Regions from separate parts of the Homo sapiens genome. Here region 2 is linked to region 1. Evidence: read pairs that join two places in POLR2A ChIA-PET (ENCODE). Cell type or tissue: OCI-LY7. All regions are shown on one strand. Links, peaks and the distances in the headings refer to the core of each region. The heading gives the core; the rest is flanking DNA.

The links. Peaks named below come from ENCODE experiments on the same cell type or tissue, not always from the same donor. Only the 100,000 strongest peaks of a DNase experiment are listed, where the experiment ranks them.
Region 2: POLR2A ChIA-PET joins it to region 1 with 6 read pairs; 2 of 35 experiments call an interaction of 5 or more read pairs at or near these places.

What each region holds. Positions count from the first base shown.
Region 1 is chr12:110,171,064-110,187,934 of GRCh38, forward strand. IFT81 (intraflagellar transport 81) reads left to right here. Exons shown (of 19, transcript NM_014055.4): 12 at 9,359-9,508. Among named protein-coding and RNA genes, the nearest start is that of IFT81, 55 kb to the left of the region's middle. RefSeq lists an enhancer at 1,244-2,024 and a silencer at 15,098-15,298. In OCI-LY7, for the core only: no CTCF peak of the experiment used is centred there; a DNase peak (open chromatin) is centred at 8,548.
Region 2 is chr12:109,803,256-109,808,427 of GRCh38, forward strand. TRPV4 (transient receptor potential cation channel subfamily V member 4) reads right to left here. Exons shown (of 16, transcript NM_021625.5): 3 at 5,041-5,172. Among named protein-coding and RNA genes, the nearest start is that of MIR4497, 28 kb to the right of the region's middle. In OCI-LY7, for the core only: CTCF peaks have their summits at 2,195 (motif pointing right) and 2,413; a DNase peak (open chromatin) is centred at 2,216.

The DNA.
Region 1 (16,871 bases), core at 6,182-11,181:
ATATTTTTAGAACCTTTCAAATCACATTGTACTCTTTAGAGTTCATAGCAGGACCTGAGGCCCCTAAAATTTCCCAAGAGAAAGAACAAAACAGAATCAAATAAATTTGGCTCAGTTCACTGTAATAGAAGTGTAGTGTATTATGCATGCAGTCTAGGTAATGCCACACTTTTAACCCCAAATTTTAAAAGTTTTCATGGATTTTTTTTTTTTTTCTGGAGAATTAACTGCTTGGACAGCAGTGGAAGCACCCGTTAGAGATAGTAACAGCTGTGTGGTGGTGATTTGATTTATAATAGAAGCACAGAGACCTTGGATGGTGTGATTAACTGTGTTCCACAGATGGATGTTCCTGTGTCACAAATTTCATTTAATACAGATTTCTACCCGCATATATCATATCGATTATTACAGACTCTCTTAAAAGACTGAGCAGTTAACTAGCCACTACCATATGTAGATAATTACATTGCTTATGCTTGACTTGGTGAGATTTTCTAATTTACAGTTGAAAATGTGCCACTAACAGGTTAGAAAAGGTTAGAATAGTATTTTTATGTGTATTTATGTGGGACTAGTTATGATGCGTGATTTTAAAAGACTGTCATTTTAGCAAATAACAAAGGCTGCTTTGAACATTTTCTCTTGCCTTAAAACAAAGAGCAACTCTGAGACCAGACTTCAGGGAATCCAAATAATTTATTGGAGCGTGACATGATGGCCTTTTCAGGTTTTCTTCAAGTCTGAAGTTCTGTCTAGAGCACAAGACACTGACAAATGAGCAGAAAGACTGTGGGCTTTGTGTATATTCATGCCACTCCTAAACAGTTGGTTCTATCTCATCTCGTGCCTAACTCCCTTGGGCCAATTCCTGTAGTTGTCTATGCTTATACATCGTTTGATGAAATAACTGACAAAGATGTGATTTAATTAAGAAATGGAAAATAGCATGGATGTTGGACTAGCAGGATTTGAAGACAAAAGTGTTCATTCTAGTTATTTTTTCTAACTTACTGAACTTTGGTAAGTAGTATTAATTTCTCTGTAGGTTTCCTAGTGCTTTTTTATTTTAAAAAATGGTTCTGGCCAGACGTGGTGGCTCAGGCCTGTAATCCCAGCACTTTGGGAGGCCGAGGCAGGAGGATCACCTGAGGTCAGGCGTTCTAGACCAGCCTGGCCAACGTGATGAAACCCTGTCTCCACTAAAAATAGAAAAATTTGCCTCTGCCTCTGCCTCTGCCTCTGCCTCCTCTGCCTCCTCTGCCTCCTCTGCCTCTGCCTCTGCCTCTCCCCATGGTCTCCCTCTCCCCACGGTCTCCCTCTCCCCACGGTCTCCCTCTCCCTCTCTTTCCACGGTCTCCCTCTGATGCCGAGCTGAAGCTGGACTGTACTGCTGCCATCTCGGCTCACTGCAACCTCCCTGCCTGATTCTCCTGCCTCAGCCTGCCGAGTGCCTGCAATTGCAGGCGCGCGCCGCCACGCCTGACTGGTTTTCGTATTTTTTTGGTGGAGACAGGGTTTCGCTGTGTTGGCCGGGCTGGTCTCCAGCTCCTAACCGCGAGTGATCCGCCAGCCTCGGCCTCCGGAGGTGCCGGGATTGCAGATGGTGTCTGGTTCACTCAGTGCTCAATGGTGCCCAGGCTGGAGTGCAGTGGCGTGATCTCGTGTCGCTACAACCTCCACCCCCCAGCCGCCTGCCTTGGCCTCCCAAAGTGCCCAGAGTGCAGCCTCTGCCCGGCCGCCACCCCGTCTAGGAAGTGAGGAGCGTCTCTGCCTGGCCGCCCATCGTCTGGGATGTGAGGAGCCCCTCTGCCTGGCTGCCCAGTCTGGAAAGTGAGGAGCGTCTCCGCCCGGCAGCCGCCCCGTCCGGGAGGGAGGTGGGGGTCAGCCCCCGCCAGGCCAGCCGCCCTGTCCAGGAGGGAGGTGGGGGGGTCAGCCCCCCACCCGGCCAGCCGCCCCGTCCAGGAGGTGAGGGGCGCCTCTGCCCAGCTGCCCCTACTGGGAAGTGAGGAGCCCCTCTGCCCGACCAGCCGCCCCATCCGGGAGGGAGGTGGGGGGGTCAGCCCCCCGCCCGGCCAGCCGCCCCGTCCAGGAGGGAGGTGGGGGGGTCAGCCCCCCGCCCAGCCAGCCGCCCCGTCCGGGAGGGAGGTGGGGGTTCAGCCCCCCACCCGGCCAGCCGCCCCGTCCGGGAGGTGAGGGGCGCCTCTGCCCGGCCGCCCCTACTGGGAAGTGAGGAGCCTCTCTGCCCGGCCAGCCACCCCGTCCGGGAGGGAGGTGGGGGGGTCAGCCCCCCGCCCGGCCAGCCGCCTCGTCCGGGAGGTGAGGGGCGCCTCTGCCCGGCCGCCCCTACTGGGAAGTGAGGAGCCCCTCTGCCCGGCCACCATCCCGTCTGGGAGGTGTGCCCAACAGCTCATTGAGAACAGGCCATGATGACAATGGTGGTTTTGTGGAATAGAAAGCGGGGAAAGGTGGGGAAAAGATTGAGAAATAGGATGGTTGCCGTGTCTGTGTGGAAAGAAGTAGACATGGGAGACTTTTCATTTTGTTCTGTACTAAGAAAAATTCTTCTGCCTTGGGATCCTGTTGATCTGTGACCTTATCCCCCAACCCTGTGCTCTCTGAAACATGTGCTGTGTCCACTCAGGGTTAAATGGATTAAGGGCAGTGCAAGATGTGCTTTGTTAAACAGATGCTTGAAGGCAGCATGCTGGTTAAGAGTCATCACCACTCCCTAATCTCAAGTACCCAGGGACACAAACACTGCGGAAGGCCTCAGGGTCCTCTGCCTAGGAAAACCAGAGACCTTTGTTCACTTGTTTATCTGCTGACCTTCCCTCCACTATTGTCCTATGACCCTGCCAAATCCCCCTCTGTGAGAAACACCCAAGAATGATCAATAAAAAAAAAAAGAAAGAAAAAAAAAGAAAAATTAGGCCGGGCACGGTGGCTCACGCCTGTAATCCCAGCACTTTGGGAGACTGAGGCGGGTGGATCATGAGGTCAGGAGATCGAGACCATCCTGGCTAACACAGTGAAACCCCATCTCTACTAAAAATACAAAAAAATTAGCCAGGCATGGTGGCGGACGCCTATAGTCCCAGCTACTCGGGAGGCTGAGGCAGGAGAATGGCGTGAACCCGGGAGGCGGGGCTTGCAGTGAGCCAAGATCGCGCCACTGCACTCCAGCCTGGGCGACAGAGCAAGACTCCGTCTCAAAAAAAAAAAAAAAAAAAAAAAAAAAAAATTAGCCGGGTGTGGTGGTGTGCCTGTAATCCCAGCTACTTAGGAGGCTGAGGCCAGAGAATTGCTTGAACCTGGGAGGCGGAGGTTGCAGTGACCCGAGATTGCACCATTGCATTCCAGCCTGGGAGACAAGAGCAAGACTCCGTCTCAGAAAAAAAAAAAAAAAAAAAATGGCTTTGTGTTTCTTAAACAATGTAAAGTGCTTATTATATGATAGTCTTGTCAAGTCTTCACAGCTAATTACTTTGAAAATCATTTTCATGCCAGATATTGAGGGAGAAAATTTGCAGCAGGAGCAGTAATTCTTGTTTCACATAAATATCTAGAATGATGCCTGGAATCCAATAATTCTTTTGAGTTCCTGATAAGCGAAAAGCATTTATAAATGGTTACATTCTTAGAGAAATAAACTGCCTATCCATTACAAAAGCTAGCCCAGATTCTGATCATTACTCTTAAAGGTTGTAAAACATACTAAATACACAAAAGGAAAAAGAACATCTGTCAATTTCCATTTTGATCACAGGGGAGCCGAGTCTTTAAAATTGGTCCTGAAGCCAGAAGCTAGCACTATAAAGCATTAGTCCATTACAAAACCCAAATGCACGCAGAGATAAAGATTAGAGTTTCACACAACTGAGTACTCTCTCAGCACCTGCTAGCATAAACCATAAAGTATTAATCTTATTTGATCTCAGCATCTAAAATGATAGCTGCTCTTTCATAGAAGACTAATTTAGATTACAAATGTATATGGGTACAAATGATTAGTAATAGCTGCTATAATGGGCTTCCCTGCCCAGTAGCAAGCTTTGTAGTTTACTTTACTGACAAATTCATTTGGTTTACCTGTTATGATACACTATGGGAAGCTTTTTCCTTAATGTTCTAAGGATTTGTTGCTTACCTCCTATGCCTTTAAAAATTATTTTTTTCCTTTATAGCTAAAGGTGACTGGCTGAGAGTTCTTTATAATATCTTGCCCAGCTACTGCAAAGGCTGAGTGGATTAATATTTTGGCACACTCACAATATTTGTGGCACGTGCATGTACCAGAGCATACCCCATTTAGGAAGGTCTGCTCTGGAGCAGTGCTACTCAAAGTGTGGTCTGAAGACTAGTTTCAGTCCAGAGACTGTTAGTTTCTTCTAATCTGCAGCCATATAAATTGAGAGGAAACATTTAGAAACCCTTATAGTCATTTGATCTCGGTATTTTCGTTATTTTACAAAAGTATCTGATGCACATATGTTTAGAAATTTTTTAAAAAACTCGTCCTTTAACAGATAGTTTGAAAAGTCCTGCTACTTGTAAAAGTGGAGTTGGTGAGCCATAGAATATGTATAGTGTCTGCTTCAGTAGACAAGCCAAGTTGTTTTCCAGACCATTGCTCTAAATTATATATCTCCCTCTCTACTTCCTCCACATCATCACCAACACTTGGTATTGAAAGATTTTTTATTTTTGCCAGTTGGGTAGGTGTGAAAATGGTATCTCATTGTTTTATTTATTTATTTATTTATTTTTAGACAGAGTCTGTCTCTGTTGCCCAGTATCTTCTCTGGCATTGAGAAATTTGGCTCCCTTTTTCTATATTGCATTTATTTATTTGCTCAATCAATAAACTTGCTTGTTTGCTCAATTTAAATAATCTATCAACTACTCCAGCCTCCTTCTTTACACACCAATCCTGTGTCCCCATCCCACCAACCACATTTTCACCCTCTGTGTCTATGTTTCCACGACTCCTCACTCACCCCTCTGTGTCCTCAGCTGCCAGGCCTGCTAGCCTATGTCTCTGTGTGTTTCCTCAGCCCCTAATCCCATCATTGCATATCCTTGGCCATTCAGCCTGTTGACCTGTACCTCCATTAACTCCCCCTACTACCCTGTGTCCCCAGTCACCAGCCTCCTGGTCCACACTTCTGATACAACTTCCCAAGCCCCCTCATTTCCCAGTATCTTTGACCTCCGGACCCTGTACCCCGCCATGCCTCTATGCAACCTTACTGGCACCTCCATGCAGCTCTCTATTTACTGCCTACCTCTCCAGCTACCATTTTGACCCCTGTAAACCAGGAATGGAAGGGAAAAGGAGGGCAATTTTTACTCTTATTCTCATCTGAGTGTACAGCAGAGTTTACCAGAGGCTTCACAAATGATCAGGCCATTGCTCTGGCCGCTAATGGAATGAGTACTTGTGTTTTATAAGTCTGAAGATTTAGCTTCAATGTGTTCATCAGTTTTGTTTTTTGTATGACATTGAAGATCCAAAAATAACCTAAAATCCAAATGATAATTAAAAGAAACCACCAATGGAAGAAAAAACATTGATAATGTGTTTTCTTTTTTCTAATTAATTCTGGAATAGTAGAGCCCTTAGAATGCTTTGATGGCCACCTATTGCTTAATCGTATGTAACTGTGATTGATCTGACCCAGACTACTCTTCCATTAGTTATTATATATAATGAATATCAAATAATAACCAATCAGCATAGAACACACTCAGTAATTTGTAGGTTTGTTCTTTCATCAAAAACATTTATAGCTTTCAGCTTTTAAAAATAGTTCTGGAGTACAGCAAGATAGAGAAGGGGAAAATTGGCCTCTATATTACAGAGGATAGCAGATGAACAGGGTTGATTTCATTTTGGGCACTTTGCCCAGGACACTTTTAATAGCATATATAGTTACTCTAGGGATTCTGAATCTGTGGTTATGTCAGGCTTACACATTTATTCTTTAAAAGGAAAATTTGCAAGTTATTAGACTTCAGGTACATTAGTATGACTTAAATTTTTAATTTTTAAAGAAGTTTCTGTAACGCAGTCATTGAAAATTTGTGGTGTGAGGGCTGGATTCCTTAATATTAAAACTAACCTAATCATGGATAGAAAAATATTTTAAACTTTCTTCTTCTAAAACACAGTGTGTTCCTCAGTTCTTTCAAAGTTTGTTTTTTTGTTTTGTTTTGTTTTGTTTTGTTTTGTTTGAGACAGAATCTCGCTCTGTCGCTCAGGCTGGAGTGCAGTGGCACAATCTCGGCTCACTGCAACCTCTGCTTCCCAGGTTCAAGCAATTCTCATGCCTCAGCCTCCCTAGTAGCTGGGATTACGGGCACACACCACCACGCCCAGCTTATTTTTTGTATTTTTAGTAGGGACGGAGTTTGGCCATACTGGCCAGGCTGGTCTCAAACTCCTGAGCTCACGCAGTCCCCCCACCTCAGCCTCCCAAAGTGCTAGGATTACAGGTATGAGCCACCGCACCTGACCAGCTCTTTCAAAGTTTAAGTCAAATTTTAAAAGATGTCTAAACTAGGAATTGGAAGTTTATTTTAACGTGAAGAATTTTTAATCTTAGTATTTTAAAGGAATTTTTGTATACTCAGGAATCAAGTATTTTAGAAAAAAATTAAATTTTAGAGATGGTGTACTTTCTATTTCACTACTTTATAATTTAGAATTATTAACCTTAGAATTTGCTTTCAAAATTGGAAGGAAAAGCCGGGCGCAGTGGCTCATGCCTGTAATCCTAGCACTTTGGGAGGCCAAGGTGGGCGGATCACCTGAGGTCAGGAGTTCAAGACCAGCCTGGCCAACATGGTGAAACCCCATCTCTACTAAAAATACAAAAATTAGCCAGGCATGGTGGCGTGTGCCTGTAATCCCAGCTACCCGGGAGGCCGAGGCAGGAAAATTGCTAGAACCCTGGAGGCAGAGGCTGCAGTGAGCCAAGATTGCGCCACTGTACTCCAGCCTAGGTGACAGAGCGAGACTCTGTCTCAAAGAAAAAAAAAATTGGAAGGAAAAATATCAATGTGGGCTGGGCACAGTTGCTCATGCCTGTAATCCCAGCACTTTGGGAGGCCAAGGTGGGCAGATGACCTGACGTCAGGAGTTCAAGACCAGCCTGGCCAACATGGTGAAACCCCGTCTCTACTAAAAATACAAAAATTAGCCTGGCATGGTAGCAGGCACCTGTAATCCCAGCTACTTGGGAGGCTGAGGCAGGAGATTTGCTTGAACCTGTGAGGTGGAGGTTGCAGTGAGGGGAGATTGTGCGGCTGCACTCCAGCCTTAGAGACAAGAGCAAGACTCCATCTCAAAAAAAAAAAAAAAAGAAAGAAAGAAAAATACCAATATGGTAATAGAGCTTGTGTTGAGATAGTGGCTTTGAGTGAACTTTTCCTTTTTTCTGTTTTCCAAAATTTCAACAATATGTTCATTACTTTTATTATTTATAAAATTATTTATTAACTATCCCCCAAAATTAGCTTTAAGAAGCACTGGACATTAAAAAGGCTAAGATTCTTTTTTTTTTTTGAGATGGAGTCTCACTCTGTCGCCCAGGCTGGAGTGCAGTGGCGTGATCTCGGCTCACTGCAACCTCCGCCTCCCGGGTTCAAGCAATTCTCCTGCCTCAGCCTCCTGAGTAGCTGGGACTACAGGCACATGCCACTACGCCCGGCTAATTTTTTGTATTTTTAGTAGAGATGGGGTTTCACCATGTTGGCCAGGCTGGTTTGGAACTCCTAACCTCAAGTGATCTAACTGTCTTGGCCTCCCAAAGTGTTAGGATTATAGGCGTGAGCCACCACATCCAGCCTTGAATTCCTTTAAATATTATGCTACTTTGTTTGCTCTTCCAAACTCTAGTTGGTATTACTTAATAATGGGGTCTTTCCATTAGAGTTGTAACTTTTTTCCATTATTAGTTATAACTTTGATATGATGGGTAGGTAAATAGATAAATTAGATAGCTATGAGTCTTCACTAACTTGGGATATTCTTAGCTTTTTAACATTTCGATGGGTACCATCCCAGTGTCTCAGATGCTTGATAGCAATATATAGTCACAGTACATTTCTTAAGTGATAAATAGTAGCTACAAGTGTTGATGGTTCCGGTTGGCTATATTAGTCCCAGTAGTCCAATGGACTGCTACCAAAATAGTACAGTACATGAGATATACCATGATAAAACCACAACCAGAATTGTGGTCATTAATCTCCTACTTTTTCTTCTTTTTTGACCTTTTTATTTTTATAAGGTTGTCTTTCTGTTTTCCTAATCCTTATTTGTAAAGTCTAAAATGAATAGCTTTTATATAAGGATTTAGAATATTTTAAGGCCAGGCACGGTGACTCATGCCTGTAATCCCAGCACTTTGGGAGGCCAAGGCGGGTGAATCACTTGAGCTGAGGAGTTCAAAACCAGCCTGGGCAACATAGGGAAACCCCATCTTTACAAAAAATGCAAAAATTAGCCAGGCGTGGTGCTCTGCACCTGTGGTCCTCCTACTCTGGAGGCTGAGGCAGGAGAATTGCTTGATCCCAGGAGGTTAAGGCTGCAATGAACTGTTATCACACCACTGCACTCCAGCCTGGGCAACAGAGCAAACCCTATCTCGAAATTATATATATATATATATATATATATATATATATATATATATATATATATACACACACACACACACACACACACACACACACATTTTATATGTATACATATATTAAACATATACACATAATATATATATATAATATATGTACATATAATGGGTCAAAAAATTAAAAACACAAAATATTTAAACATTGTGGGTGACAGAGTGAGATTTGGTCTCAAACAAATAAATAAATAAAGGAATTCATTTGGTAAGTACTATTTATTATCTGTTATGTATTAGGCACTGTGCCAGACACAGAGGATACAACGTAGAGTTGCTTAGAGCAAGATACTTGCAGGTCCTGCCCTCATCAAGCTTAAGGAATAGTGGGGAAAACAAATACTGAACTGAAGTTTAAAATGATGGCAAACATTACACATAACTGAATAGGCCCTGCAAATAAGTAACAGGAGTTTAACCTGGTTAGGGATGAAGACAGGAAGATGGGGGTTGGGAAGTTTTATAATAAAACTAAATTATTAAGTTATTATATAATATATAATTATTATATAAAGTTTTCTAATAAAACGAAATTATTATATACGTGTGACATGTTGGGAAGTAGAGAAGAAAAAATGTGAATATATTGAGTTTATACAGATGTATGATATTTAGCTACTACTTTTCTACTCATTAGATTACATATTGTGTTTTTTTTACAGTTCAAACGATATGTCAATAAACTTCGAAGCAAGAGTACAGTTTTCAAAAAGAAGCATCAGATAATAGCTGAACTTAAAGCTGAATTCGGTCTTTTGCAGAGGACTGAAGAACTTCTTAAGCAACGTCATGAAAATATTCAACAACAACTGGTAATACAGTATTATCTTGGGCTACTATAAATACAAATGCCAGGAGGTTTATGGGTTACAGCTTTATACTGAAGTCATTGTTTTTACTGGAAAAATGATAAAAGTATTACTTTTCTCTGATTAATTACAGACATGACATATAAGTTGATTCATTTATTTTTAATGTAGCAGTAAGCACTGGCTTTTGTGTGTGTGCTGACTTCGGGGTTATTAATAGAAAAACTTGAATTCCAAGTAGGTTTTTTCTTTTGGTTAGTTAGTTAATATGAGTAAAATTATCATACCAAGAGAGTGACTGTAAAATATTTTTTTATCATGGCCTGCTGGGCAGAAATTTCTAAGCAGCCACTTCCAAGAAGCTTTGGAAAGAAATATCCAGGGAAGTGCTGTGTGGAAGTCTGCCTCCAGGCTTATTCCTTATGTGTTTGTGCCTTGGTTGTCTGAAAAAAGTTAAACCCAAAGTAGTCCCACAGCAAAGTTGTTCTCATTGTGGATGCCAGTTCCTCAGGGTTTCCTTCATTTGGCTTTTTTTTTTCTTTCACCAACGAGGAAACTTTCATCTGGGTGCTGGTTTACCAGCTAGCAATAATCTGGTAGAAGTAAGTGGAATTTCAACCAGTTGTGTTTCCTTTTAACTGGCAATATGAACTGTCTCATGCTGATGAATATTATTTGCTTTTAGGGAACTTAAGACTGAAAATTTACTGTGAATCAACATGGATTCTAACAGCACTAACTTTAAAACTGATAGTAGTAACTGCATTATTGTTTACTTCAAAATATCTTCTAATTTCTATTGTGATTTCTTTGACCTTTTGGTCATGGCTTAAAATCCAATATTTGGGGGATTTTTCTAGTTACCTTTCTATTATGAATTTCCAGGTTATTTCCATTGTGACCAGAGAGCACACTCTGATTTCAGTCCTGTGAAATTTGTAGTCTTGCATTATGGCCCAGCATACGGTCTGTTTTGGTAATTGTTTCATGTGCAGTGAAGAGAATGTATATTCTGCAGTTGTTGGGAATAGTATTCTAAATATGTCAATTCAGTCAGTATGTTAGCCATGATATTCACATCTTCCATATCCCTGTTGATTTTTTGTCTGCCTGTTCCATCAGTTACTGAGAGAAGTGTGTTAAAAATCTCTAACTATAATTATGGCTTTGTTGCTTTTTTTAGTTCCATCAGTTTTTGCTTCATATTTTTTTCTTAAGTTGGGTCCCTAGAAGCAGAGCTCGAGAAGGGAATTCTTTGTGCTAGTGATTTATTGAGGGAGTACCTTCAGAAGGAGGGGAGTGAGGGAAGCAGATGAGGCAGCAGAAAAAAGCCAAGCAAGAAAAGGACATGGTCTCAACTGGAGCTGGCTTCATTCTGATCCCATGATCAACTTTGGAACAAATTGCACTGGAGTTGATTCCATCTTGATGCAAGGGGGCTGGCCTTTTGTACCCCATGGCAGTCAGTCATTTGGCTGTGGTCAAGTGTAACCTCTTAGGTGAGACACCTCCCATTTCGCTGAGGGCACTCTCTGGAGAAAGGGGTAACTATGAGCTATTTAGCAGTCAACATTCATAACAGTTTGCAAATGAGGTCTGAGTGGGGCACCAGCAACATCTACTACAGTTCACCCCTTGCACTAGTAGGATCTACTTGTTTGTCACATTAAATTTACTCCACCCAGCTATAGCTTCTATAGGATTCTAGTTGGTCGCAATTTCTAGGAAAACTTATAGGAGAAAGATTAGTGGGACAAATGGAAACTCTCATTGCTACATTTGGTTCCAAGGACATAACTGATATTCAACATCTCCTTCCTTTACTATCCATTCTAGAGTTCCCTCACCTCAGCTAGTACCTCCTCTGGTTTAGATGACTTACTTGGTGGGATGACCCAGTTCCTCATCCTTGAGAAGTGTGAGACTCTAGTAATCATGCCCTTACCAGGCCATGGCTGCTATACTTCCCCATTTACAGTTAAAACTGGGCATGGGAGTACCAAGATATGCCCTAATGGATCATCTGAGTCCTAAATATATTTCTTTCTGTCCCTGTTATATAGCAGCATCTATATAGCCTTATGATACCCTGCTTTCTTTGCCTGCTGATCTATTGACATGAGAAGCTCAAGTGACCAGATGGTAGTCAGAACATTAAGTGTCAAGGGCCTCTTAATGTGCCTTCTGATGGAAGCATGCCATCAGAATATCTCTGGCAACCAGAGTATCTATACCCACAGAGCCTACAGTTGTCTGGAAGGGAAGCATAATTCCCTAAAGTGGATCACTGGGGATCATGGTTCGTGGTGACACCTATACTTTCATCTCATGGTTCTGAGACCTATGCTTTCTATCGGGAACATAGCACCATATCATGGGCATCGGTTTAAGGTGTACACCCCATCCTAAAGGTAGAACTCATTTTCATAGGCCATCCAGTTCCAACTGGGGCCTTACGTTTAAGACACTGTTCCACTATTCTGTCAGGCCATCAGCTTTCCAGATAGTGTAGTATGTGGTAAAATTACTGAATTATATGGTCATACGAATGCTATCATACTTCCTTTGCTGTAAAGTGTGTCCCTTGGTTTGAGGTGATATTATGTGAGATTCCACATCAGTAGACTGAATGCTCTTAGCCCTTGGATAGTAGTGCTGGCTGAAGTACAATGGGCAAGAAAGGCAAACCTATACTCAGAATATGGATCAGTCCCATTAAGGATGAAATGTCACCTTTTTCAGGGCAGAAAGGGTCCGATGTTATTAAATTGCCACAAAATAGGGGGTTGGTTTCCTCAAGGGATGATTCCTTACCCAGAGCTCAGGAATGGTCTCTGTTGCTGGCAGGTCAGACGTTTGATATTGGCAGCAGCTAGATGAGCATTGATGAGAGAGAGCCCATGCTATTTGGCTCATACGTAACTTCCATCTCTACCAACAAAGCCATTCTGTTTGTGAGTCCATTGTTTAAGCACTGTGTGGGCCAATGTCAGAGGCTGGCTGACATCTGCTGGCCAAATCATCCTTTCCACTTGGTTGTTCAGTGCATCTTCTGCAGTGGACATTTTCCGGTTTCCATGTAATGAAAAGATCATTATACTTAGTGCCTACTCCCATAGGTTCAAACACATGCCTCTTTCCTAGACCTCCTTGTCCTTGCTGTCTTGCATCTTCCAGGGCCTTGACCAACAAGCTGAGCCATTTGCCACTGCCCAGAGGATACAGGATAATCTGGGGATTCAAGGTTCTCAAGTGGGTCTATCCAGATACCCCCATCCCAGACTCAGCACCCTTTTTCTTCTCTGTCAGGGCCCTGACTTTGGCATAGAATATTTGCCTAGACTAAGAATTCAACTTTCTCTGGAGTTTTGCCAGTCTTAAAATTAGTCCTGTGCCTGGTTTTCAGCTCCCTCTGCACTTTAGCCAGGGGAAATGAGAGTTTCTTTAAAGCCCTTAAGGAGGTTCTCTAACTTGATCACTTTGCTTTAAATTACAAATTAGGCTAGGCATGGTGGCTCACGCCTGTAATCCCAGCACTTTGGGAGGCCGAGGCGGGTGGATCACGAGGTCAGGAGATCGAGACCATCTTGGCTAACACGGTGAAACCCTGTATTTACTAAAAATGCAAAAAATTATCCGGGCGTGGTGGCGGGCACCTGTAGTCCCAGCCACTCGGGAGGCTGAGGCAGGAGAATGGCGTGAACCCCGGAGGCAGAGCTTGCAGTGAGCCGAGATCATGCCACTGGACTCCAGCCTGGGTGACAGAGCGAGACTCCATCTCAAAAAAAATAAATAAATAAATTACAAATTAATGGATTTGAGCCTGTTATTTTATCTCTTCAACCATCAGTGGAGTTTAGTGATAGCCACCCCAGTTCCATAGTCCTTATAGTTACTATTTCTCCTCAAATGCCAGAAACATTACACCGTCTAGTGCATCTTTGTATCAGTTCAGATCCTCCAAGAAGCAGACACTGAGATGGGATTACATGTACAAAAGATTTATTGAAGGACATACTTATGAAGGGTAAAGGGAAGGGAGCAGGAGGAGGCAGGGAAAGCCTTCAGGCTCTGATACAGGTCTGACACCTGTGAAAGGAAAGGGCAAAGGAAGATTGGGTAGAAATAGCCTCAAACTTCAACACAACTCTGAGAAAGTTTTGGTCAGGCTGATGGAGAGTTCCTGAGCCAGTCACCTATTAGAGGAGTCCCTTGTCAGGCAGGACTGGGCCAACACTAGTACTACTGCTGTACTCAGTCATTGGCTAAGAGCAGCTCCAGGGAAGCATAGCGTTGGTGCAAACATGATGATGGACCCAGAGGGGCAGCAGCTATGGATATCAGTCAGCTCTGTTCCTCTCAGCCAACTCTCTTGAAAGCAATCTGAGCCATAAATTTTGTTGGCCACCACAATCCCCATCCACCTGTATTCTTCCCCAATTCACCACAAGTGAAAGTCTTATTAATTGCACTGCTGCAACATGCCTGGGACTGTCAGTACTCTACCTGCCACAGTAATAGAGTCCTTAGTTCCATTTAGCCAGTGAGTGATTGCACTCTAGTGCTTATGCCAGAGATTATGATATACACCCTTGACTGATTACAGTCTTCACTAAATTTTTTTTTCTTTTTTTTGAGACAGAGTCTCTCTCTGTTGCCCAAGCTGGAGTGCAGTGGCACGATCTCAGCTCACAGCAACCTCCGCCCCCTAGGTTCAAGTGATTCTCCCGCCTCAGCCTCCCAAGTAGCTGGGACTACAGGAGTGTGCCACTATGCCCAACTATTTTTTTGTATTTTTTTTTTAGTAGAGACGGGGTTTCACCATGTTAGCCAGGATGGTCTCAATCTCCCGACCTCGTGATCTGCCCACCTCGGCCTCCCAAAGTGCTGGGATTACAGGTGTGAGCCACTGCACCCAGCCAGTCTTCACTAAATTTTTACTATTGCCGTGTCCTGGGCAATGCAAGAACCTAAAACACTTTAACTTTGTTTACCTCCTTCCCATATTTAGTGCTATTGTTGATAATATTTTTTTAATTCTAAATATAATTTTCTTGAGAAGGGGTCTTGTTCTGTTGCCCAGGCTGGAATGTAATGGTACAGTCAGAGCTCACTGCAGCCTCAACCTCCTGGGCTCAAGTGATTCTCCCAAGTACCTGGGACTACAGGCGTGCACTACCACACCCAGCTAATTTTTATGTGTATTTTTTTTTCAGACATGGGGTCTCACTATGTTGTCCAGGCTGGCCTCAAACTCAGGGGCTCAGGCAATCCTCCTACCTCAGCCTCCCAAAATGCTAGGATTACAGGTGTGAGCCACTGTGCTGGGGCCTAGATAGATTTAAATCGTACATGATATTATGTTCAATATTATTCTAGATTATCTACCTGTTTACTCTTTTCATGGTTCTTCTTTTCTTCCTTCATCATTGTTCTTCTATTGGTATCTGTCTAATGAGCTCACCTTAAGTATTTTATTTAGTTCAGGTCTGCTTAAATCTTCTCAGTTTTTGTTTTTCTTAAGACACCTGTATTTTACCTTCATTTTGAAGCACATTTTTACTGAATGTAGAATTTTTGGTTGGCAGCTATTTTCTTTCGGCACTTTAAAGATTTAATTCCATTGTCTTCTGACTTCCATTATTTATTTCATAACATCAACTGTACATCTTGTTTGTTTGTTTGTTTGTTTGTTTGTTTGTTTGTTTTAAGGTAGACTGTTATTCTCTGGTTTGTAAGATCTTCTATCTGTGTTTGGTTGTTCAGTGGTTTTACTATGACTTTTCTAGGTGTGATTTTCTTTTTTATTCACCTGGCTTAAGGTCTGTAAAGCTTCTTGAATATGTGGCTTTATGTCTTTGTTCATTTTTGAAAAGTTCTCAGCCAATGTTTATTTATTTATTATGTCTTTCTTTCCTTTCTTTCTTTCTTTTTTTATTTGTTTGTTTTTGTTTTGTTTTTTTGAGACAGGGTCTCACTCTGTTGCCCAGGCTGGAGTGCAGTGGTGTGATCTCGGCTCATTGCAGCCTCTACTTCCTGGGCTCAGGCGATTCTCCCACCTCAGCCTCCTAAGCAGCTGGGACCACAGGCCCGAGCCACCATGCTCAGCCATTTTGTGTGTGTGTGTATTTTTGGTAGTTTTTTTAGACACAGGGTTTTGCCATGATGCCCAGGCTGGTCTTGAACTCCTGGGTCCAAACGATCCACCTGCCTTGCCTCCCAAGGCTGGGCTTACAGGCATGAGCCACCACGCCCAGCCCAGTATTTCTTCAATTATTACTACAATCTCATTCTGTCCTCTTTTACTTTAACTCCAACTACATGCATGTTGGACATTTTCACCACTTTCCATGTATTTCTTATGGGCTTTGTGTTTTTCTTTTTCTTTTTTTCATTTTCTATTATTTTTTTCCTCTCTGTGATTCAATCTGTATTTTTTTCTACTGTGCTATTTTTCCAGTTGATTAATCTTCTTCTTTTTTGTGTGTCTAGTCTGTTATTTAATTCATTTGTTGAATTCTTAATATCAGTTATTGTATTTCTCAGTTTTAGAATTTCCATATGATTCAATTTTATAGATTGCAGTTATTTGTAACATTCTTCAACTTTTTGTTTATTTTCTTGAATATATTAATCTCAGCTATTTTAAAGTTCATGTCTGAAATTTATTTGAGCATCTATTCCTGTTGTTTTTGTTTTTGTTTTTGTTTTTTGAGACAGAGTCTCACTCTGTCACCCAGGCTAGAGTGCAGTGATGTGATCTTGGCTCACTGCAGCCTCCACCTCCTGGGTTCAAGTGATTCTCCCACCTCAGCCTCCTGAGTAGCTGGGACTACAGGCACCCACCACCACACCCGGCTAATTTTTTGTATTTTTAGTAAAGACAGAATTTCACCATGTTGGCCAGGCTGGTCTTGAACTCCTGACTTCAAGTGATCTGCCCTTCTCGGCCTCCCAAAGTGATGGGATTACATGCATAAGCTACTGTTCCTGGCCATGTATTTTTTTCTCTTGATTTTCATTCATTTGGGCCTATTACTTTGCTTACTTGGTAATTTTTTATTGAATGTTGGGTGTAAAGTGTCATTAAATTTTAGAAGCTCTGACTATATTTGTTTTTCTATAAGGAGGATTTAATTTTTTTCTAGAAAGTTACCTTGATCAAGTTGAGGGTAGCTTTTTTGTTTTGTTTTGTTTTTTGTTTTTCTTAAGCTGGTATTTCTCCAGTTTTCTCTTAATCCAAAGATATAGTTCTCGTACCTGTGGTAGAGACTTTAGGAAGTGGTCCTTACTCCAAGGATGTAGGTCTTACTGCTAGGTTATAGACCTTCTAAGGAGTAGACCTTCTAGGTTTTCAGCTGATAAT
Region 2 (5,172 bases), core at 173-5,172, 370 kb before region 1:
CTCCTCTCCAAGCCTGTTTCCTCATCTGTCCAGTGGGGACCCAGGGCCACTCTATCTTTCTGCCTCCAGTGGTGCTGAGAGGGTACAATAAACGCATGGGGTTAGGTGCTTTGAAATGTGAGAGGCTTCAGCCTACAGATTGGTATTTATTTAATTAATCTTATTTGGGAAGATTTTGTATTTATTTTTATTTATTAATATCCTTTTTTTTGAGAGAGAGGGTCTCGCTCTGTCATCCAGCCTGGGGTATAGTTGTGCAATCCTAGCTCATTGCAGCCTCCGATTCCTGGGCTCAAGTGATCCTCCCACCTCAGCCTCCCAAGTAGCAGCTAAGACTACAGGTGTGCACCTCCATGCTCAACTAATTTTTTAATTTTTATTTTCGTAGAGAAGGGATCTCACTCTGTTACCCAGGCTGGTCTCAAACACCTGGCCTCAAGTGATCCTCCCACCTCAGCCTCCCAAAGTGCTGGGATTACAGATGTGAGCCACCACACCTGGCCCTCGAAAAGATTTATGTAAAGTGCTTCATAAACAAATAAATGGTTAGAATGCTGGGTTAAACAAAGCCAATCATAATTCCTTACTACAGGACTTCTCAGAGCCTTTCATACACTAACAGGGACTGTGAACCTGTAAAAGCAAGACACACTAGGCAGCATTCACCCACCTGTCAGAGCATCGAATCCTTTTCCCATGAAGCATTTACACTGGTGCCCCTAGAAGGGAGTGGAGGGGTGCAGCGTTCCCCAAAGTGTGGGACTGTGTGCCACAGTGGATGTGAACTGACCTTAGGGGATCCAGGAGAGAATCTTGGGGGTTCTAGGGGGTGCAACAATAATAACCCTGAAGGTTTCATCCACTATCGAATCTTTCTCATGAAGTCAACTCTCCGTTTGGTACTAGCGGGTCCTTAACACCTCTCACTAACGCTTGCTGATGTCTCTTTGCAAGTTTCTTTCTGTTGTAGCTATTTTTATGGTTACCTGAGTTGATTTATATCTCAAAAGAGTAAGTTGAAAACTCCCCTGTGAATCAAGGACAGGGCAAAATCAGCCAGGGGCTCAGGAATGGCCAGAGGGTGGGAGACGCAGGTGTGGGTTCAGGTGCCCGTTCTGAAGCCAGGCACCTCAGGTTTGAGGCCTGGCTTTGCTCCCCACAGCTGTATGACCATTTCTCTGCTTAGGGTCCTTTCTGGCTAAATTAAAGCTATGAAGGGAAATCAAAGAGCTAATCAGTGTTTGTTGATTAGCCCAGTACCAGGCAGATAGCAGTCTTTGATAAATATTACTGTTGCTGTTATCAATCCATGAGACGGGATTTAGGAACCGTCTCCCTAAATGCCGGGAATCAGTGGGGCAGACTCAAGAGACCTGAATTCTAGTCTCAGCCCTTCCAGGAGCAGGGTTGTTTGGGACAAGTCTTGTTCCCAGTTGCTTTCCCGCTGTCCACCTGGCGCCCAGCTCAGAGGCGACACCAAACCTCTCATGGAATAATGTGGCCCAGCCACCATCCCTCTCACATGCCTAAGACACCTCCTTTATTTCCCTCATTTCCCCCAGCCTCTCTGGCCTTCCTTTATCCACTTTCCACATAGCAGCTGGAATGGTCATTTCAGACTGCAATAGACCACGGTGAACTACAGGGTCTTTGCACCTGCTGTCTCTGAACCCCCACCCCAATCTGAAACATTCTTCCCTCCTCTTTTCACCTGGTTAACTGCAACTCACTCAGACTCTGCTCAAGTGTTACCTCCTCCAGGAAGCTCTCCTGGATTTTCCCTGACTAGGTCAAATCCTCCAGTACAGCCTTTTGTTGACACCTGTTACAGTTCATAACTGTGTGCTTATTTATGTGGTTGCTTGGTCAATGATGGTCCTGTCCAGGAGCCTGTGGGCACCTTGAGGGCAGGGTGATGTCTGCTTTGCTCACTATCATTCGGCCTCTGCCAAGCACAGTGCCTGGTATGTGGTAGGTGCCCAACAACCATTTGCTGAGTTAACACACATTGAATGAAGGCGAGAGCTGGGCACCCCAGGTAATTCCAAACCATAGGTGACCCAAAGTGGAACTAGAGACCCTGGATTCGGGCTTTCAGACACAGGTTATAGACCCAGGGAGGGGACGCCTGGGTCCTGGGAGAAGATGTCAGGAGCAGCATCTTCCCAGAGATGAGGTGGAACATGCAGTTCCAGGAACCAGCCACCAGGTGGCGAAGTGGCTCTGCCCAGGGTGGGGTGCTGTAGCCAGGGGCTCTAAATTGACAATTGCCAAATTGGAGGTTGTGAAACTCTGCGGAGGGGAGGTGGGGGCACAGGAGGGCGTCCCAGACTTCCCTGATAATCAGATGAGCTCATGACCTTTTAGCCATGCAGGGACGGATCCAGGTTTTGTGGGACGTAGACTAGGTCGAGGACCTCAGAAAGGGCCTTAGCCAGGGGCCCTGGCACTTAATTAGTATCATGGACCTCACAGTAAGTCTCCCTCTATGCACATACGCTAGCCTCTGCAATTTCAGAGACCCACCTCCAAAGCCTATCTTAGAGTCCCCCACCCACACTCATGCACAGACACACATGCATCTGGGTTCCTGGACTATGCTAGAAGCCCCCAACTCAGTCCTGAATTCAGAAGAAGCCAGAGGCCTTGACAAGCTAGCCTGGTGCTGAAGGCACAGGTGCCAGCATCCATCTCCCAGGATTCGCTCTACCCCAAGATTCCGCACTTTTGCCTCACGTACTTGGTGGACCAGGAGAGGCCATTTGGCCAGGGCTTAAACATGGGTTATCTCCGAATGAGATTACTCATGCCATCACTGAGCTACTCCAGGAGCAGAGAGAAGCCCCGTCCTCCCACAGCTCTAAACTTGTGCCTCCAAACGAGGCCACGTCGCGTGGCCAGGAACCATGAATGAATATTTTTCATAAATCCAGCAATTGTATTTTCTTTTTTTTTTTGAGACAGAGTCTCGCTCTTTCGCCCAGGCTGGAGTGCAGTGGTGCAATCTCGGCTCACTGCAACCCCCACCTCCCAGGTTCAAGTGATTCTCCTGGCTCAGCTTCCTAAGTAGCTGAAATTACAGGTGTGTGCCACTAAGCCTGGCTTTTTTTTTTTTTTTTTTGTATTTTTAGTAGAGACAGGTTTTTACCATGTTGGCAAGGCTGGTCTCAAACTCCTGACCTTAGGTGATCCACCCGCCTCAGCCTCCCAAAGTGCTGGGATTATAGGCATGAGCCACCGCACCCGGCCCCAGTAATTGTCTCCTGATGGACACAATGATACTGCATCGTATTGTTTCAGGGTAAGAATGAGGTTGAGGCCAGCCTCAGTGGCTCATGCCTGTAATCCCAGCACTTTGGGAGGTTGAGGCAGGAGGATCGCTTGAAGCCAGGAGTTTGATACCAGCCTGGGCAACATAGTGAGACCTGTCTCTTAAAAAAAAAGAAAAAAAAAAATTTAGCCAGGCATGGTAGCTTGCACCTGTAGTCCCAACTACTCTCGAGGCCGAAGCAGGAGGATTGCTTGAGGCCAGAAGTTCAAGGCTGCAGGGAGCTGTGATCACACCACAGCATTCCAGCCTGGGTGACAGAATGAGACCCTATCTCAAAAAAAAAAAAGAAAAAAAAAAAAAAAACAGGTTGATAAAGGTATATGTGGATGATGTAGCACAGACTTGTTCACCCTGTTTGGGAACTTAATTTACTTAAAGTAACTGAAGTCTTAAAAAATGTCCTCTTCTGGCTGGGCACAGTGGCTCATGCCTATAATCCCAGCACTTCGGGAGGCCAAGGCGGGCAGATCACCTGAGGTCGAGAGTTCAAGACCAACCTGACCAACATGGAGCGACCCCGTCTCTACTAAAAATACAAAATTAGCCGGGCGTGGTGGCGCATGCCTGTAATCCCAGCTACTTGGGAGGCTGAGGCAGGAGAATCACTTGAACCCAGGAGGCGGAGGTTGCAGTGAGCAGAGATCATGCCATTGCACTCCAGCCTGGGCAACAAGAATGAAACTCTGTCTCAAAAAAAAAAAAAAAAGCCTCTTCTGACATCCCTGAAGCCTCCTCAGACTTAGGCTGTAGACCAACCATGGTCCGCCTTCCAAGATGGGCCCTTCTTCATAGCAGGTATCACAATTCTTTTTTTTTTTTTTTTCCTGTCTGTCACCCAGGCTGGAGTGCAGTGGCATGATCACAGCTCACTGCAGCCTGAGCCTCCCAGGCTCATGCAACCCTCCTGCCTTGGCCTCCCAAAGTGCTGGGATTACAGGTGTGAGCCACCATGCCCAGCCTTGGTGTCACACTTCTTGACATGGTATCTTGACTTGTGAGATCACGGCCAGTTTAATAATGGCTTACCCAGAACCCAGCACATTGCAGGTGGCTGATTTGGGTGCAGGTGTTCACAGGTAAGGCCTGGGGCTGTGGAGGGTGCCGGTGTCCTGAGGTGGGTGTTTTGAATCTGGACAAGGCTGAAGGGTTAGCTCTCTGGGCTGGGGCTTCAGCCTAGGAAGTGGAGCCCTAAAGCTAGGCTGGGGTGGAGCAGACCCCAAGAAGTAGAATCAGGACTACCAGCCCAGACACCTGCCCATCCCTCCAGACCTTCCCTCAGGGGAGCAGGAGCTCCAGGACTCCAGCTGCCTGCGCTGGGCTCTCTGTGGGATGAGAGCCAGGAGTATGCTATGATTATTCCCCAGTTTACAGATGAGGAAACGGAGGCTCAGAGAGGTCACACATCGCTTAACTGGTAAAGGTAGAATCTGAACCCAGGTAGGTGGACTCTGCTTACCCACTACACTAACCTTTTCATACATAAGGGCTGAATGAATGAAAGAATGAATAAATGGAGGTAGCTGAGGCACAGAGAGGTTAAGTAACATGGTGAAGGACACACAGGACCAGACTCCCTGTCCAGTGCACTTTCCAGGCCAATGCAGTCCACCGACCCAAAGAAAGAAGCTGAGGGGAAAGGGGGCCCCCAATGCCAGGCTTCCCCCACACCCCTGGCTGTCCCACTGGCTATGCCCATCTGGGTGGCTCACCTCGAAACTCCTCATCAGTTAGGCGTTTCTTGTGGGTCAGCAAGAATGGGAGCAGCCCGTCCAGGTCAGCAGTGGAGCCCCGGGACACGATGTCAAAGAGGATAGGCCGGTTGAAGACTTTGAGGATGGGGG